3 separate regions of the Homo sapiens genome follow, and all the other regions are linked to region 2. Evidence: chromatin contacts called from ENCODE Hi-C or POLR2A ChIA-PET data. All regions are on one chromosome and are shown on one strand. Each heading gives the region's core, a stretch centred on a gene start or an enhancer-like site at or near the end of the contact. The rest is flanking DNA. Distances are from core to core; before and after follow the strand shown. Region 1 holds the start of GATAD2B (GATA zinc finger domain containing 2B). Region 2 holds the start of UBE2Q1 (ubiquitin conjugating enzyme E2 Q1). Region 3 holds the start of RAB13 (RAB13, member RAS oncogene family).

The links. A loop is a pair of places that touch in the nucleus more often than their neighbours do. ChIA-PET counts read pairs that join two places held with the same protein, here RNA polymerase II (POLR2A). Pooled maps may share reads with other maps.
Region 1: a loop to region 2 is called in a map of CD8-positive, alpha-beta T cell, with 13 times the contacts of the local background. The contact joins the promoter of GATAD2B here to the promoter of UBE2Q1 in region 2. A Hi-C loop is called at or near these places in 2 of 168 maps with a recorded cell type or tissue (CD8-positive, alpha-beta T cell and naive thymus-derived CD4-positive, alpha-beta T cell) and 6 of 50 pooled maps.
Region 3: a pooled map shows a loop between it and region 2 (3-fold over the local background). The contact joins the promoter of RAB13 here to the promoter of UBE2Q1 in region 2. A Hi-C loop is called at or near these places in 2 of 168 maps with a recorded cell type or tissue (B cell and naive thymus-derived CD4-positive, alpha-beta T cell), 1 of 37 single-sample maps with no recorded cell type and 8 of 50 pooled maps. POLR2A ChIA-PET finds 5 or more read pairs at or near these places in 1 of 52 experiments (activated B cell).

What each region holds. Positions count from the first base shown.
Region 1 is chr1:153,920,887-153,925,048 of GRCh38, forward strand. It overlaps GATAD2B (GATA zinc finger domain containing 2B), which reads right to left and starts at 2,086. Exons shown (of 11, transcript NM_020699.4): 1 at 1,847-2,086. LOC101928059 (a long non-coding RNA gene) reads left to right here and starts at 2,487. Exons shown (of 4, transcript XR_922160.3): 1 at 2,487-3,076. RefSeq lists silencers at 1,870-2,189, 2,867-3,161 and an enhancer at 2,320-2,559.
Region 2 is chr1:154,557,039-154,561,331 of GRCh38, forward strand. UBE2Q1 (ubiquitin conjugating enzyme E2 Q1) reads right to left here and starts at 1,624. Exons shown (of 13, transcript NM_017582.7): 1 at 1,189-1,624. The coding sequence starts at 1,515. RefSeq lists silencers at 1,219-1,318, 1,639-1,718, 1,809-1,898, 2,019-2,108 and enhancers at 1,478-2,059, 2,060-2,640.
Region 3 is chr1:153,984,955-153,988,731 of GRCh38, forward strand. It overlaps RAB13 (RAB13, member RAS oncogene family), which reads right to left and starts at 1,385. Exons shown (of 8, transcript NM_002870.5): 1 at 1,159-1,385. The coding sequence starts at 1,282. RefSeq lists enhancers at 444-673, 987-1,488 and a silencer at 1,300-1,469.

The DNA of each region.
Region 1 (4,162 bases), core at 836-3,335, 640 kb before region 2:
ACTAGTTATTCATATAAGCTATCTGCTTATATGAATCCGATCCTTGACCCAGTCCATTCCCAAATGGCCAGGGACTAGATATCCGTCACAAAAAAAGCAGCACGATCCAACAAGTGTGGGCCTTCCCTCAAAATATACTGAACTCCTCCATAGCACCTCCAGAAGTGGCCTCCTTCCCAACTAAGTACTGACAGAAATACTACTCTAGGACAATACTTGAAAGGCTGCTCCAGCACCAAAATAAGAATCCAAGTTATCAGACTGCAAGGAAGAGTTCAGGTCAGCATACCAAATGAAAAGCAATAAAGTTAGCACTAAACTCCCAAACAGGATAATCACCAACAACATATAGGCACCATGCTGCTGCCAGAAAACATCAAAGTCATCTGTGCTAGGAGGGGAAGGAGACTAGATGGCTGGAGGACAGAGATGGGAAGGAAGCTTACTTTTCACTTTGTACAACCACATGCATGCTTTTCTACTCAAAATATAAATTTTTAGAAAAAATGTCCTAAAAACTACAAAAGCATCAGCTCTTCTCCAACACAGATCTGTTAAACCTGTTTTAATTCCATCAGCTACAAATCCAAATCCCTCTTTTGCAGTCTGGCCTGAAAACACTGCTCTTGCCCTTTGCTGAAATATATTAAGTATCCTTCGCCTCTGCTGAAATGTATTAAGTATCCCCCCATCTCTCTCTCTCTCTTACACACACACACACGCACACACACACGCCCCCCAAATAAGCATTTATCAGAAATGAGAAAACTGGTTCTCAGGAGGCTACCTGATTTTCCAGGGGACAACAGAGAAAAGGTTGCTAGCTAGCTCAGTTAGCATCCACATGCCACCCACCACCAAGCCTCCATCTCCACCTCACTGCCAGCCCTATGAGCTAACATCTTGTGTTTGGAAGTTGATGCTGGGGAAGAATCCAAAGAGGCTACCATACCTTTATGAAACGGGAAAGCTGTACCGGGCGCGCGAATGGCACCTGAACCTCTGCACTCGCATGAGTGGCTCGCTCCTCAATGTAATTGAGAGCAGGGAGGCCAAAAGTACTCTAAGTCCCGGTGTGGTTAGGGAAGGGTAAGTTCCACCGACCCTCAGGAACTGAACTGGAAGACAGATCCAGTGTGTCCCACAAGCCCAGTCGCTGTAGAAGCTAAGTGCCCACATAGCCTGAGACAATTCTCTTCCCCTACGGGAGGGCGAGCGAACGGTGGACGACGAAATAAAGGGGTAAGGTTATGCGCTCCTGATCCCTTTCCCTAAATAAAGATAATTATCTGGTGCTTCCTTTACCCTTAGATTCCCCATTCGTCCCATCCGCCCGCAAACACAAGACTGAGCAGGGAGCGGCCCCCGCACCCTGAGGGCACCACTGGGGGTGGAGAGAGTTAAAAAAAAAAAGGGGGGGGCGCGCTAGAGAGGAAAGGAGGGGAGCATGGCGGGCATGAGGCAGGGAGTGAAAGCGGGGATGGCGGGGGAAACGGGGCGTGAGGGAGGGGAGAAAGAGTACAAGGAGACGAAATGAAGGGACACGAGCTGGGGGCGCGCGAGGCCGAAGTGAAAGACCGGGTCGCGCGCGCCAAGGGGGGAGAGGATGAGGTGAAGAAGGAGCGCGAGGCGGGGGCGCGCCGTGCCGGGGTGGGGGGAGGGGGACGCAAGGCGGGGGCGCGCGGGCGGGCGTCGGCTCGCGGGCGCTTCCCCTCCCCCCGCCCCTCCACCTTTCCCTTCCCCCACCTCCGCCACCACTGCCTCCTCCCAGCCTCCTTCCCTTCCTCGCTCCTCACCGCCCCCGGGCGGGCGGGCGGCCAGGCTGGCCTAGGCCAAAGCTCCTCACCTGGCGGTGGCGGTGTAACTCCCGGCTAGCTCGCCTCCTCAGGCGGCGGCGGAGGCGTCGAAAAAGGAAGAGGCGACGGCACAGGGGATCCAGACCCTGCTGACGGGACTAGGGACGGGGGTAGGGGAGGGGGGCGGGCCGGACCGGGGCGGGCGGGCGGAGCAGACACTGCGGTACAGACGGGGGCAGCGGCGGCGGCGACGGCTGCACCGGCGGCGGCGGCACCACACAAACAAGGACGCTGATTGGGCAGCTGCCAAGCGCCTCGGCTCCGCCTTACCCACACGCCACGACGCCCATTGGGCGACCTAAGCCGGCCACCCCGCCCTCATCTTCTCGGCCATGCCAGTAGAAGACTAGATGCCGGGACTTCACCCCACCCTTGAAGAATGAGTGGCCGGAGAAGTGATGATTGGCGTGCTTAAAACCCAATCATAAACGGAGGAGGGGGGATGGTCTAGCGGGGGCGCGTTAATGGGTACCTCTGCCAGTCCCAGACACATCCGGGTCTTCGACAGCCCATTAAGTGTCGGGGGTCAAAAAATCGCTTCAGGCTGCAACTTTACCTTAGAGACGTTTTGGTCCCCAGGCAGCCGCCGTACCCCAGTCTCTCCAAACCGGGATTCCCCTTTGGCCATCTCTCATTCTTTCAATTCTAAAGATGGAGACTGGCGAACGGCGATGGGGTCTGCGGTGGGCGGTGTTTCGTCGCGACAGACTCTAGGAAATTTCACGATAGAACTAGCTTTAGGCGCTTGAGCCTTGCCGTCTTTTTGGGGTGTGGCCTGTCTCCGTCTGCCAAAGGCTTTGAGCTTCCTGGTGTTCATCGTACCTCCGCTTGGTCCTGTCGTGACTAAACCACGACAGCAGGAAAAAAAAAAAAGCAGCTAGCCAAGTTGCTGAGGAATTACGGTGTGCAGAGCCCTCGCAGCTCCTTCTCTTGGGAACTCCTGGTCTGGTTAGGTTCTCAGCGAGGAAACAGCCTCCCACCCCGCCCGATTCCACCTAATTAACTCAAGGGCCAGCTCCTTTTGCTGGCCTCCCTGCTTCCACGGAGCAGTTAGGCCCGCCTAAACTCAGCGAGCGTTTCTGGAGCACCTTGAGGATAGGGACCAAGTAACAGAGTCCGGGTGTTAAGGTTATGATAGTAGTTAACGTTTTTGGAAAGAGACTGTGTCAGGCTCTGTGCTAAGAACTTTACATGAAGTATTTATTCCTCATGACTGTGAGGTAGGTACTGTTATCCCTACTTTACAAATGAGGAAAATTAGGATCAAAAAATTTGTCCAGTTACACGTTAAGTGGTAGAGCTGAAATTTGAACCCAAGTAGATGAGGAAACTAAGGCTCAGAGAGGTTAAGTAACTTGCCAAAGGTCAGACCGCTAGTTAGTGACTAAGCAGTGGTTTAAACCCAGAAACAACTGGTTCCACAGGCATTTTGTTATTGTTGTTTTCTCACTGTGTCTCCCAGGCTGGAGTGCAGTGGTACAATCTCAGTTCCTGCAACCTCCGCCTCCCAGGTTCAAACGATCCTCCTGCCTCAACAGCCTCCCGAGTAGCTGGGATTACAGGCGCGCGGCTAATTTTTGTGTTTTTAGTAGAGACGGGGTTTCGCCATGTTGGCCAGGCTGGTCTCGAACTCCTGACCTCAGGTGATCCTCCTGCCTCAGCCTCCCAAAGTGCTGGGATTACAGGTGTGTGAGCCACCACGCCAGCCTCCACAGGTATTTGAACATGTTTTTTAAATTATTTAAAAGTCATGCTGTGCAATGGAAATGAAATTATAATGGAGGACATGGCAACTTAAAGCCGTAGGTAGATCCTACACAAACACAGACGCACCCATTTTTTTTTTCTTTTTTTTCTTTGAGACAGTCTCCCTCTGTCGCCCAGGCTGGAGTGCAGTGGCGTGATCTCAGCTGCCTGCAATCTCCACCACCCAGGCTCAAGCCATCTTTCCACCTCAGCCTCCCAAGTAGCTGGCATTACAGGCGCACGTGACCACGCCCGGCTGATTTTTGTATTTTTGGTAAAGACAGGGTTTCACTATGTTTCCCAGGCTGGTCTCATAAATTCCTGGCCTCAAGTGATCCACCCGCCTTGGCGTCCCAAAGTGGTGGGATTACAGGCGTGAACAACCGCGCCCACCGCAGCCCCCACTTTATTTATTTTTTAAATTAGCGATGAGGTCTTGCTATGTTACCCAGGCTGCTCTGAAACTCCTGGGCTCAAGAGATCCTCCCGGCCGGGCGCGGTGGCTCAGGCCTGTAATCCCAGCACTTCGGGAGGCCGAGGCAGGTAGATCACGAGGTCAG
Region 2 (4,293 bases), core at 374-2,873:
TAGCAGGAAAAAAGAAAGGAAATGAAAAGAGAAATGGGACATATGAGTTTTGGTGGGGCACCAATCAATCCAAACTGAGGCTTTACCTCACCAAATCTTAACTTGGTTTGATTGAGAAAACGGACAGAAAACACCAGTAAGTTGAATTCAGGCCCCCAAGTAGCAGAGAATTCACAACTCTGCCTTTCCCCAGGCTACTCCGATTAGGTCTGCCTGCCTGGATAAAGTACTGTCTGCTAGCATTTCAGCTACTGCTCCGGTAGAGAGAATACCATCACAGCAGGTAACATCAACCAATATAAGTGCTATAGCATGCAGTACCAGACATTCCCAAATTAGCAGAAGCCAATTCTCTGTTCAAGGGATGTCTGAGGGTAGACCAGGCAGGAGACATGTAAGGTGTATGCCTAGGATGGAATGACGCTCACAGGGGAGAAATGCAACTGTTACTGCTTAGAATAAATGGGGGTAGCCCTCGCACATCACATCACTATCATTACCAGGAAAAGCAACAACCCAGGGCAAATGGACATATCCATAGGGAACAGGCAGGGGAGTGGCAGAACTGCTACCAGCTGAGGCAAAAAGAGGAGAGTTAGAGGTTACACCAGAAAAAGAATCCAAAGGAGAGAAGGAAGAGGAGTCAATGAATTGCAAACTATCACTTGGTGAAGTTGAGAGAGCAAGAGGGTCTGCATGAGGGATGCCTAGGCGGGGATCCCACAGGTGGCAACCTCCTAAGTCAGAGGTACTACTGAGAAGGGGGCATCGCTGAAATGTGCAGTGAGTTTCAGGCCAGGTCTTTGCAGTTAGGGTCAGTGCCGAGGCCTAAAACCTTGAAATAAGAGTAAGGGGAAGAAAGACGCATTCCTAGGTGGCAAGGTAAAGTTGTGGAGGAGTAGCCAAAAAGAGCCAAAATCATGAACCTTGGGATGTGGGTGGGTTCGTGGAAACGGGTAGTCTAGGCGCCATATGTCGGGGTGTCCCTTGCTATTGGGGTCAATGGTAGAGATTCTGGGTGCACTGCATAACCTCAAGCAGCAGAAACAAATGTAACCTGGAGAGAAAGAACTGAGCCCTGAGAGGGGCTTCGGCCTCCCAGGTCCTTCGAGAGCAAAAAGCTGGATGGAGTGATCCTGGGTCCCTGACAAGGGGCCCCCACAGAGGCGCACGCGAGGGGGTCCTCACCGTGATGTTGCAGTGGATGCGGACAGGATCCCCAGGCACCGACCCCCGTGGGGGGAGATGCGGTCCGGGCGCGGCCCCCGCCCCGGCCCCTCCGGCCCCAGCCAGCAGGAACTCGCAGCTCAGCTCGTCCAGGCAGGCGCTGGCAATGCGGAAGCGCTCGTGGCCGCGGTGGAAGATGGACTCGAGCAGCTTCAGCTCTCGCCTCAGGCAGGGCCCCGGCCCCGGGCCCCCCCCTGGGCCGCCCCCGGCCCCCGGCGCCGCCCCCTGGCCCCCCAGCTGCTGCCCCGGCCCCGGCTGCTGCTGCCCCTGCGGCTGCGGCTGCTGCATCCTCCGCTCCGCTCCGCTCCGGGGCCGGCGGGCCGGGAGCCTCCGGCCTGCGCTCCGGGCTCCGCCGCCGCCGCCGCCGCCGCCGCCGCCGCCGCGGTCCGCACTTCCTGATCCCCCCTTCGCCAAGATGGCGCCGCCGCCACCTCCGGGACAGGCCCCCCCCTCCGCTCGCTGGCCCCCCCAGCCGCCGGAAGCCGCGCGCCCCTCCTCCTCCTCCTCCTCCTAGGCGGCCCCGCCTCCGTCCCCCTCACGTGACTTCCCTGCTCTGGCCTCCTCCACGTGATCTCTCCGTCTTTCCCGCCCCCCTGTTCTCGCCTGCCACCCTCCACATGTGACCCGGGGCCTGGGGCTTGCCTCTGTGGGCGCCTCAGTGCGAGTTTGCGTATGTCGTGCGTGCTTGCGCGCGACGCCCCTTCGCCTGCGCTCCCCTCTCACGTGACTCGGTGCCGCGTGCTCCCAGGGGCTACCCGCGCAGGACGCTGTTTCCTGCCCCGGGCGCCGCTTCCCCCGCCCCCGAGCCGTGGCGAGCGTGCCCGGCACTCCATGGACAGAGAAGAAAGAAGTGCTGTCTTCCCCGTGCAGTCTTTATCCTGCTCCCACATGCTGGTCTTCGGCGCAGGATCCTGGAGCCTCTGCTCCCCGTGGGGGTGGGCATGCTGTGTCTTCACACTCGGGTGGGTGGTCGGGGTAGGAGCCGGGAACCGGAATGGAAGAGGCGTGGATTCTCGTCCCAGCCCTGGCTCTCATGGCGTTTTGTGACCTTGGGTTAACCACTTTCCCGCCGAGTCTCAGTTTCCTCATCTGTACAATGGCTCTCATGAGAATGATGCCTGTTTTTCCTATTCCCAGGGAGGGATTCGATGCGAGGACACCATAAAATGAGGAATGATAATAGATCACTGCTGTGTTATGTACAAGTGTTAGTTAATATCAGGCCTTTCGCGCTTTTCAGACCCCATGGGTCTGGACGAGGTTGGGGGAAGGACAGCATGGGCTTCCTCCACAGAGTCATGGAAGGAGTGCTGACTCGGGTGGTCCCCATTCCCTTTCCTAGGCCTAAATGGCTAACACCTTGTCGCAGTGGTCTTGGCAGCTGCCAGGAGTAGGTAGTGCCTCCGGACCCTCGCTAGGTGGCACTATCACAAAGGACAAAGCTGGTTGAAGCTACAGAAATCCCGAGCTGGCGTTCGTTTTGCCAAGGGCAAGTGTTATTAGCCTGTGGTAAGGCCTAGTCAATTCTGCTGGGCCAACTCAGCCCTTAAACCACTGGTCAGATTGCCCCGTTTCTCTCCCACTTGTACTAAAATGAGCTAGCCTTTGCTGGAAGACTATTCAATTGCCTCTGCAGAGGCCTCCTTTGGTCAAGTTGGGGTATGGGTATTTAAAGACGATTATAGTCTGTTCCTGGTCTTCGTGGGGCCATTTATCTGGTTTAGGTAGCCTGAACAGTTTGCTACATGTTGACTTTGTGTCTGTGTGTGCAAGCTGATAGCATAAAAGGCTGTGGTGGGAATTCCTGTTAATTATTTCCTGAGCGAAGGTGTTTTGCAAATATATATATATATATATATATATATATATTTATTTATTTATTTATTTATTTATTTATTTTAAGACAGGGTCTTGCTCTCTCGCCCTGGAGTGCAGGGGCACAATCTCAGCTCACTGCAGCCTCGGGAGACCTCAAGCTATCCTCCCACCTCAGCCTCCCAAGTAGCTGGGATTACAGGCGCATGCTACCACAGCTGGGTAATTTTCGTATTTTTTTTGTAGAAAGGGGTCTTGGTATGTTGCCCAGACTGGTCTCAAACTCCTGGGCTCAAGTGATCTGCCCATCTCGGCCTCCCAAGGTGCTGGGATTGCAGGTGTGAGCCACTGTGCCCAGGTGCAAATATTTGTAAATCTCCCAACAACATTGCAAGGTAAGTATTTTTACCCCTGTTTACAACTGGGGAAAAGGAGTGACTCTGTAAGGATATACAGTCTGTAAACAGAGTTCCTAGGCCTGTCTCCAAAGTCCATGCCCTTGTACCCTACTCTGCCTTTTTTAGTGTGTTGAACCCCAGCTCTGCCAACTACTAATGATGTGACTGTGGGGAAATTACTTAGCTTGTTTGTGCCTTAGTTTTCACACCTGTAAAATGGAGATCATAATAGTACTTACTTGTTAGGAGGATTATGTAAGAACACACGTAAAGTGCATAAAATAGTGCCCATGGTAAGAACTCAAACATTTTTTTAAAAATTGGGGCTCAGCAAGGCTTGTGTCTAGTGAAAGGAGAGAAGGGTAGGAGATGAGTCCAGTGAAGAAAGCAGGGGCTAGATTATGGAGACCACAGTACATTGTTTGGGTTTTATTTAAAGCACAGTGGGAAACTCCTGGAGGATTTTAAGCAGGGAGTGGCATGAGCTGATTTAAAAATTTAAAAGATCGGCCGGGCGCGGTGACTCACGCTTGTAATCCCAGCACTTTGGGAGGCCGAGGCGGGCGGATCACAAGGTCAGCAGATTGAGACCATTCTCACTAACGGTGAAACCCCGTCTCTACTAAACAAAATATAAAAAATTAGCCGGGCGTCGTGGCAGGCGCCTGGAGTCCCAGCTACTCGGGAGGCTGAGGCAGGAGAATGGCGTGAACCCGGGAGGCGGAGCTTGCAGTGAGCTGAGATCGCACCACTGCACTCCAGCCTGGGCGACAGAGCGAGACTCCGTCTCAAAAACAAAAACAAATTTAAAAGATCACTCTGGCTGTTCTGTGGAAAATGGATTGTAGGGATT
Region 3 (3,777 bases), core at 135-2,634, 570 kb before region 2:
TGTATAGCAAGAATACTATTTTTACGTACATTTTATGGATTTTGGGAGGGAAAAGGTGACGAAAATTCTGCATGGAGGCTTAAAATCCTTAGGCTGCCTCTTGGGTCCATTCAGTTATACCAGCTGACAACTCTCTGAATTCAGTCTCTGTCTCCCCCCAGATATTACTTTCACATTCCTCTTCTCTGTTTTCTTAGAGCCCTCTACTCTTGGTATCCCACCTACCCTCCTAGTAGAGAGTAAGGAAAAAAGTAGCTGAAGCCAGTCTATGTGAATTAACTAGTGGGCCAAACTTGGCACTAGGAAAGTCTGAGGCTAAACAGGATTACTTTTGAGACAATTAGGAAAGAGGGGCATTTTTCCTTTTCCTTTGTAACCAGAATTGTCGTGAGACTCTTCCTGTCTATTTCCCAAGCCAGAGGAGATGAAGAAAGAAGAGAAGGGAGGAGGGGAGACAATGTTCTTCTTAGTAGAAACTTGGGCACCTCCCCCAAGCCTGCTGGGGGCCCCTGGGAGGAGGATGAGTCACCAGGCTGACTCAGAGACCCCAAAAGTCCCCTCATTTCCACGTTCCTCACCAAGCTGGCTGCATATTCATGATCACAGTCCTTGGGCCACCCTCCAGCACACCCAGCCACCTTGTTCCACCCTTCCCAAACCCTTGTTCAGCTGAGGTGCAGGGAGACTGGGGCAGGGAACCTGGGAAGTAGATGGTGAGGTGGGGACACAGTGGGAGAGTTTGAAGCTCAGCAAGACAGAAAGAGGCTAGCATCGGATCGGGAGAAAAAGATGTGGCGGACAGGGATACAGGAAACATGGAGATAGGATCGAGAGAGTTCTAGGTGGTGGGGGTAGGGGAAGAGGGGAACAGAGAAAAATAGAGAAGAGTTCTTGTGGATTTGGGGAGACTAAGGCGATGGTACCAAGAAAATGAGGAGCTGGCAGCAGTTGAAGAGTTACCTGAAGGCCTCAGAGAGGTGAGAGGTTTGGTTACTATACAGAGACATGCACGGGGGAAGGGTCAGAGCCAGGGGTTGAGGGACTAGAATTTAGGAGCCTTACTCTAAGGGGACTGAAAAGTGGGGTCACTAGTAATCCGGGAGCCGGAGAAGGAGGTCACAGGAGAGTCGGGGTCTGGGACATGGCCAGCGGGCTCACCGATGGTGGAGATGTAAGTGTTGTTGAAGTTGTCCTCTGCAAAGCGAATGATCAGACAAGTCTTGCCCACCCCCGAGTCCCCGATCAGCAGCAACTTGAAGAGGTGGTCGTAGGCTTTGGCCATGGCGGACACCGGGGGAGCCGGGGGAGGGGTGGGGAGCGCCCGGCACTGGTAGGCGGGACTGGACGGTTGGCAAACAGAGCGGCACGGAGCCCAGGCCAGGAAGAAGTTTTCCTCCCTCTCCGCCCAGGCTCCGGGAAAGAGGAGAGGCGGCACCCCTCCGGGCTCCACCCCCTGCCCGCCCACCCTTTTGAGCAGGCCAAGGCTGCCAGCCCGGCCTCTGTTCTCTCGGTTTTCCCTTCCTAGCTTAGGCCGGCCTGTCTCTCTCGCTATTTTCCACAGCCTTTCGGTAATTGTAGCTCCCCTCTTAGGACCTTACTCTTCCATTCTGAGGCCAGAGAGGCTGGGGTGAAGGGAAGTAGAGGTTTAACCACGACGACCAGAAATTTTAGAAGAGAAATTTTAGAGGGATTAGGGGAAGAGAACCAAGAGTTTTGGGAATAAGGGTGAAGGTAGGGAGAGCACTAGAAATTGAAAAAAAAAAATGGGGCTGAGTTTTGGAGATGCTATTCAACGAAGCTAGAAGATGAGTTATCATCGGTTTCTGGGGCTGAGTAAAAGGCAGTCCTAGAATTTTACTGTTAGTTGTCCAAGCCCTTAGTTCTATGGGTCCCAATTCACTTTGAAAAAAGCGGGATGCGCAGAAGTAGGTTATTTGTTGAGTCAGTCTGCCCCCTGGTGGAACAGGGTGAAAACGTAAATTAGTTATACAGAATCGGCCCCACCACCCCAACACACACAGCCTACCTAGACACATCCTGGGGCTTCAGTTGGAACGATCTCTCTTATGGGGACCCATGTGTGATTTCTCTGACCAAATAGCTTAGGAAAACAGAGATTTGAACTAAAAATGTCATTCTTTACGTGAATCTTTTAATATGGCCCACTTAAGGTGCAGTACTCCTGAAATCTCACTCAATAGGCCATGAATGTGTAGCCTTGGTAACCAGGAAGCTGAAATATGAACAGCACGGGTATAAAGAAACAAGTTTGCCGGGCGCGGTGGCTCACGCCTGTAATCCCAGCACTTTGGGAGGCCGAGGCGGGCGGATCACGAGGTCAGGAGATCGAGACCATCCTGGCTAACATGGTGAAACCCCATCTCTACTAAAAATACACACACACACACAAAATTAGCCGGGCGTGGTGGCAGGCGACTGTAGTCCTAGCCACTTGGGAGGCTGAGGCAGGAGAATGGCGTGAACCCGGGAGGCAGAGCTTGCAGTGAGCCGAGATTGCGCCACTGCACTCCAGCTTGGGCGACAGAGCCAGACTCCGTCTCAAAAAAAAAAAAAAAAGAAAGAAAGAAAGAGAGTAAAAGAGAAACAAGTTTATCTCTGCCTTTAGAAAAAAATTATTCTTGCTATATGTGTGCTGGGGGTGGAAAAAAATACGAAACACGAAAGAAAGAAAATATTATCTAAGACCTGTTGCGGTGGCTCACACTTGTAATCCCAGCACTTTGGGAGGCCAACGTGAGAGGATCCCTTAAGCCCAGGAGTTCAAGACCAGCTTGGGCAACATAGTGAGACTGCTTCGACAAAAAAAAAAAAAAAAAAAAAAAAAAATTAGCCATACATGGTGGTGTGGCCTGTAGTCCCAGCCGCAGCTACTTGGGGGACAGAAGTGGGCAGAACACTTGAGCCCAAGAGTCCAAGGCTGTAGTGAGCCACGATTATGATGCCACTGCTCTCCAGCCTCGGTGATAGAGTAAGATCCTGTTTCAAAAAAATTTTTTATTTATTTTTTAATTAATTAATTAATTTTTTTGAGACAGAGTCTTGCTCTGTCGCCAGGCTGGAGTGCAGTGGCGCAATCTCGGCTCACTGCAACCTCCGCCTCCCGAATTCAAGCGATTCTTGTGCCTCAGCCTCTGGAGTACCTGTAATCCTCTGGGATTACAGGTGCCCGACACCACGCCCAGCTAATTTTTGTATTTTTAGTAGAGATGGGGTTTCACCATGTTGGCCAGATGGTCTCGATCTCTTGACCTTCTGATCCGCCCGCCTCGGCCTCCCAAAGTGCTGGGATTACAGTCGTGAGCCACCACGCCTGGCCCTATTTTTTTTTTTTTTTTGAGACGGAGTCTTGCTCTGTCGACCTAGGCTGGGGTGCAGTGGCGCGATCTCGGTTCACTGCAAGCTCCGCCTCCTGGGTTCACGCCATTCTCCCGCCTCAGCCTCCTGAGTAGCTGGGACTACAGGCGCCCGCCACCACCCGGCTAATTTTTTGTATTTTAGGGAGAGACGGGGTTTCACCGTGTTAGCCAGGATGGTTTTGATCTCCTGACCTCGTGATCTGCCCGCCTTGGCCTCCCAAAGTGCTGGGTTTACAGGCGTAAGCCACCGCGCCCGGCCTATTTTTATTTTTATTTTTTTAATTTTTATTGTTTATTTTGAGGTGGAGTTTCGCTCTTGTTGCGTAGGCTGGGGTGCAATGGTGTGATCTGGGCTAACCGCAGCTTCCGCCTCCCTGGTTCAAGCGATTCTCCTGCCTCA